Linked DNA regions of Homo sapiens: region 2 is linked to region 1. Evidence: chromatin contacts called from ENCODE Hi-C or POLR2A ChIA-PET data. All regions are on one chromosome and are shown on one strand. Each heading gives the region's core, a stretch centred on a gene start or an enhancer-like site at or near the end of the contact. The rest is flanking DNA. Distances are from core to core; before and after follow the strand shown.

What was found. A loop is a pair of places that touch in the nucleus more often than their neighbours do. ChIA-PET counts read pairs that join two places held with the same protein, here RNA polymerase II (POLR2A). Pooled maps may share reads with other maps.
Region 2: a loop to region 1 is called in a map of gastrocnemius medialis, with 5 times the contacts of the local background. The contact joins two enhancer-like sites. A Hi-C loop is called at or near these places in 48 of 168 maps with a recorded cell type or tissue (B cell, CD4-positive, alpha-beta T cell, CD4-positive, alpha-beta memory T cell and 30 more), 36 of 37 single-sample maps with no recorded cell type and 34 of 50 pooled maps. POLR2A ChIA-PET finds 5 or more read pairs at or near these places in 16 of 52 experiments (CD4-positive, alpha-beta T cell, CD4-positive, alpha-beta memory T cell, CD8-positive, alpha-beta T cell and 11 more).

What each region holds. Positions count from the first base shown.
Region 1 is chr18:35,023,868-35,026,567 of GRCh38, forward strand. It overlaps a transcript of MAPRE2 not described here. Among named protein-coding and RNA genes, the nearest start is that of MAPRE2, 16 kb to the right of the region's middle. Within about 2 kb of position 1,289, at least 10 of the 41 ENCODE cell types and tissues checked have a DNase peak (open chromatin) inside an H3K27ac peak, as active enhancers do; they include gastrocnemius medialis and heart right ventricle, where a contact is called at or near this core.
Region 2 is chr18:35,142,766-35,145,673 of GRCh38, forward strand. MAPRE2 (microtubule associated protein RP/EB family member 2) reads left to right here. Exons shown (of 7, transcript NM_014268.4): 7 at 1-705. Among named protein-coding and RNA genes, the nearest start is that of ZNF397, 97 kb to the right of the region's middle. Within about 2 kb of position 1,351, at least 7 of the 41 ENCODE cell types and tissues checked have a DNase peak (open chromatin) inside an H3K27ac peak, as active enhancers do; they include gastrocnemius medialis and heart right ventricle, where a contact is called at or near this core.

The DNA of each region.
Region 1 (2,700 bases), core at 39-2,538:
GAGTACTATGTCTCCAGGATAGCTGAGGAATCAAAATATAACCATTTTACTATATTGTCAAATATTGTCAAGTATGTACCGTAATAAGAATATGACAACCTAAATTTGTTTTTTATTTAATCACAAATGTCAAATATACTACCATAAAGAACCACCGTAGGGCACAGTAAAAAATAAGTTAAATAACATAATTTTTTGGTCATAATGTTCATATAAACAAAGCGTTGATGCTTCAGGCTAACAGTGTATGCTGGCTCTATCAGACACCTTTCAATGATTTGGTTTGTAGCAGGGGGAAAGTGCCCAAGTGTTATTGCATTAGAAGCACTCAGAGTTCTGGAGCTATCTTGTTCTGGTACCATGAGCTGGGATTTTTAGCAACTTTCAGGTCTTTGTCCTCGTTCCTAAAGGTTTTTAAACTCCTAACTTGAAACTAGGAGGAATAGAGATTTTCTCCAACCCCTCTGTAAATGATGAACTCTGTGTCCCTCTCCCTTTTATTCATGCTCTGACAGCATCCTTGACTCATGAAGTATCTTTTGCAATAGTTGCTGAAAGCCTTTTGACTATAAATGCTGTTTTCTTCAGAATGAAGTAGAACAAAGCATTTTATGCAAATGAACCTATTTCAGTTCTATTGATAACGATATAACTTGCTTTTATTCAGTAAATGAAGAAGAGAATCTGAAGATGAATAAAATTTACTACGAGTATCTGCAGATCAGGATCTGAAAGTTAATTTAACCTTCATTTCCCATTTTGGAGAGAATTATAATCATGCAAAAATTTGGTTCTTACATTTGCCTGGCTGATATTCAAGGGGAATTTAGAAATAGACCTTTTCAGTAAATTTAGTATTGTCCTTTATATCATAGACAATGTTAAGGATGGCAACATCTCTCATTGCTATAGGACATTCTCTTTTGTCAGATAAACTAGTGCTAACCTCTGAGGGGACTGATTCTTTAATTCGTTGCTGCTTGTTTTCTTTCTCCATGTTGTGAGTAGCTATTAATACAATGATGAATTTGCTTGGAGGGTGAGTGAGAAAAATATAAAAAAATACAGGTTAACTATAAATTTTAGAATTATATAATTGGGAAACACTAGAGGGTTATTCTGAAGTCTTTTTAGTGAAATCCAGCTTCTCACCTTGATTAGTACTAGCAAAGCCATATTTCTACTCTTGATCAAATGTGTCCTTTATAGAGTATTTGTACAAAGCATGACATAAGCATGGATTTGCAGCTGTTTCATAACCACTGTGAAGTTTCTTGGCTCTGCTCCACAGCACTGTGTCCAAGTTTCAGGAACTCTTCTCAAGTACTGTGAATGTGGAAGGAGGCCACTTGTGGAATGATTTACTTTACCCAGAGTTGAGTGTTTTGCGTGCAGAATGTGAAGCTGCTGTTCAGCCTGTTGTGTCCAAATGTAAGTGACTGGCCAAAGAAACTTTTTTTGGAGCTTGTCATCCAGCCTCAAAACTTACCCTCTGTGGATCTTTGCATGTTCTAACCATCAATAGGAAATAGCAATGCTATAACTTTTCATTTCTTCCAGCCAATAATCCCCTATGAATTTTTTAGCTGATATTTTAATGAGCTTAAAACATTGTGATTCTGACTTTAATGATGTACTCGATTGTAATTAAAGCAGTTATAAAGATGAGACAGTCGTGGCTGAATGTTCCCAACTCTATGTGCTCTTCACCCTAGGAGGACAGGGACTCAGAGGTAACAACTCGGATACTGTTAACATTTACATCATCAGAATTCATTTCACTAAATTGCCGTCCTCTCTGTAGTTTTTTAATAAAGCAAGCTGAAGTTATTTTCAAACAGTAGCTTAGAAGTCTAGCAGTTCCACTGAACATAGTCCAGTGGAATAATCAGATGTAGTAATAGATTCTTCCAAGAGCATTTATGAAGGATTCCAAATAGGAATGTTTACAGGTTCTTCTCTTTGTTTACCAAGTACAGAGGAAGCTTTGCTTATGCTGATACCAGGTGGCAAAACTAACATTCCAGGTTAGGCCGAAACCAAATTCAATCTTACTCTTTCTATACACGGTGGGGCATAAGTTTCTAAAGGTAGTTAGGTTTTACAGTGCCAAAAGAAAAACTTAGAATTTTTGTCTTGAAATGATAGGGAACCCCTGAAGACTTCTAAAAATGAAAGGAGGGAAGATAGAGCTGGTGGTGAGATGTGAATTGATTGTGAAGCAAGGAAACCTCTCTAGAGAGACTCATGAGGTAGGTGAGAGGAAGGAGCGTGTCTGAAGCAGGGTGTGAGCAGCGGGAGAGGAATGGGCAGGACATACCTGTCCCCCTGTGAAATGAACAGGTATGATGTCTGAATCAGACAGATGGGTAGAGAGGGAAAAACATTCTGAGGATTCAAAGCTAAGTGCTGGCTATCAGTTTAGCTCAAGCAGGAGATCTGGAGAGGGAGCCAAGTAGGAGAGAAGCTTCCTCATTAAATGTACTGTGTATTGTCTAAACCAATGGCCGCAACCTAATTTCTGTGCATGCCTCTGACCTGCTTATTCAGCAAGTGAGAGAATGCAGCGATGAATATGGACACCACACCACAGTCTCACATTTTTACAAGGTGCTTTTGGAAACCTGAATGGAGATTTGACTTTTTTTTTTTAGTTGCTTCCATGGCAACCCTCCCCATGAAAACAGGCGCAGTCTGCAG
Region 2 (2,908 bases), core at 101-2,600, 120 kb after region 1:
CACCTCCAGCCTCTGCAGATCCCCCCTCATTTCCCATGGATGGTGGGACCCCATTATTCTCTCATCTCGGCATTCAGGGAACAGTTTCCTTAGCGGCCCCTGGTCACATGTCATCGGGCTGGGCAGGAAGCGTCCCTGATTGCGTGCTCCACTTCTCCCTCTCAGGAAGCCCAGTTTCATCCTTAGTACCCCCCCTCGTGCCCGCTGTCGGCTGGTTATAGCACTTCCACTGCTACTGTCAGATAGGAAGTGATCGAAGCAGGGGGCAAAGAGAAAGCCCATATTTGTTCTAAGCAGAAAAGCAGGAAAAAAAAAAAAAAAAAAGAAAGAAAAACACCTGTTGACCTGAGAGAAGTAAATTCCAGAAGGGAACCAAGAACTCTTCCCTTCCCTGGTGAGTATTTCCATTATTCCGTTAAGGTTTAATATGCATTCAGATTACTTTTACTAAATAGGACACCATAAAGCTTTTGTTATATATTAAATGTAAACTGAAAGGAATGTAAACATATGTATTGTTAATTATAAATATAGATAAGTAATGACATAATAGATGAAAAAGTCTTATTCAGATGTATCACATTCATTTTACATTACCCACCTATTGTCGCATGGTAGAATAGTTTTTTGTCTCTGAATATGTGAATAACTTGACTTGCATTGATCTTTTTACATATTTAATAAAAAAAAAAGTATATGTTAAAATCTGCCTGGAGTTACAGATTCTTAAATTTTTATGCTGAAGCTTCCCTTTTCAGTCAGCATGTGAATAGGAATAGATTTGTGTGGATTTACACATCTACCCACATTTTATTATGATTTCCCCGGGGCGGGGGTTGTCTTTGTTTTTATTGATGGCCAATGTTGTTAACAAGAGTTACAGACTCGTATTTGATATCAAATGTAGCAGCTATAATACCTTTTAAAAACTTTACCAAAAAAAAAAAAAAAAAGACATAAAGAGAAAACATTCCCTTGGGAAACATTCCACCTGCAAGCAAACAGAATCCTAGCTCCTGCAGGTCCAGCATACTCCATCTGGACAAGACAGTGCTGGGCAAATAGGAAACTGTGGGAGAAGCAGGCAGATGTTTCTAAGTACAGCTTTGTGGCAGAATGACCTGCTTGACAAAAACCCTTTGAATAAGTGTTTGTTGACTTTAAACGGCAATGATTTATCGACATGAGCTATAATTGTAATAACAATTTAACAGATACAGGAATAGGTGAAAAGAGAAATGTATTTCAACTGGCCCAGTAATCACCTGTGGAGACTGCAGAGCAGGCCACACTGGGATGCAGACGTTACCCTGGAGCCTGCAGGTTACTGGGCTTCAGCTAATACCCTTTTCACCGTGAAGAGTGCCAGCCTTCCCTACGCTGCTTCCAAGCACCACCTAGAGGCCAGTTTGGTTTCTCTACTGTCCTTTGGCCACTATTTTCCAGTCACTTGCCTTTAGGCACATTTCTATTAAAATAAGTGGGAAAATAACAGAAAGCAAAGATGTTACCCCTCTTCTCCATCTACATTCATTTCCTCCCAAGGTACACCACTTGTGACAGAAGTTTGTGAGCCATTACCTGGGTTTGAAATTTCATGCTCAAAGTACATGTGTGTTTCCCATTTAATCCACGAACTCTGGGGTTTTAAACACTTGATCTTAGACATTTGTGCACAGACAAAAATACATGTGATTCATCTTACAAAATGTACACTGGTGGACTCTAGTAAATCTGTCACTGATGGTTCAAAGGTGGCGAAATAACATGCTTGTTCTATTTTATTAAATCTGACATCATTTCTAAAAATTTGTTGCTTCTGGTACTATGGATAGGCTCAAGTCCAGAGACACCCCTTCTCAAAAAAGTTAATGGAATTCCATTGAATTTGAGTTACAAAATGCCAGTTCTCTAAAACACACACAGACAACTTGGTTTCTGACTTGTTTTATTCCTTTTAACTGCTAGAACACAACTATGATCATTAATTAAGGCTGCTATCACTAGTAATAACTTTTACTGACCCAGTTTCTCAGCACTGAGGCAATGTTGCCAAATAGCACAAATGATGGATAAAAACATCTCCGTGGATGTCTAATAGCTCCTGTCTTGCCAAACTAGGAACTCATAAAAGATGTTTTCCACTCATTAGAGGAATCCTGGCTTTATTTGCCTAAAGGAAAGCAAAGCTGAGGAGAAAATCCATTGATCCCTGGAGGACCCTCACGTGGCATTGGTACTTTGGATCACAAGACTGCCCCACGGGCAGACCCCCCAACTCTGAGCCAGACCCCATGTCTTGTATAGATTACGAGTACACAGAAGGTGCATTTACTGAGGCTGTGCTTCTGTTTTGGGTTTACAAATGTCATCAAAATGGAAGACCCAGCTGAAGTTAATTTGTTGGATGCCTTTTTCTCTCAATTCACTGGAAAAAAAAAATGTTTAACTTTTTAGCTTCCAAGTTTTAATTTCTAAAACAGGTTTCTTGTGGTATTTTGCAACGATTTTATCATCAAGCCTGGTGATAAATTGTTTTTAAAGGGTAATGATGTATTAATGTACCTTTGAATTTACGATTCTCAGTAGGAAACTAACCCAAGACCTAAATGTTTTCTTTTCTAGAGAATAAAAAAGTTAAGTACATGTTTCCTTCTGTGTAGCTAACATCCTTCATATTTTTACACTATGGTATTTCTTTAGGTCTTGAAGGTTATCCATATACAATAAAAAAAAATATGTTTAGTAAAATGGTTTTTGTCAAATCTGAGAGCTTAAATGAAACTTTGGAAATTAAAAAGTAATGAAAAGGTCTCATAAATGTGTTTGGAACTTACTACTAGGATGCTGTCTTCTAATCTGATATATTTATTATGTAGATGAAACATGAACTTCTAACGGAACAGTT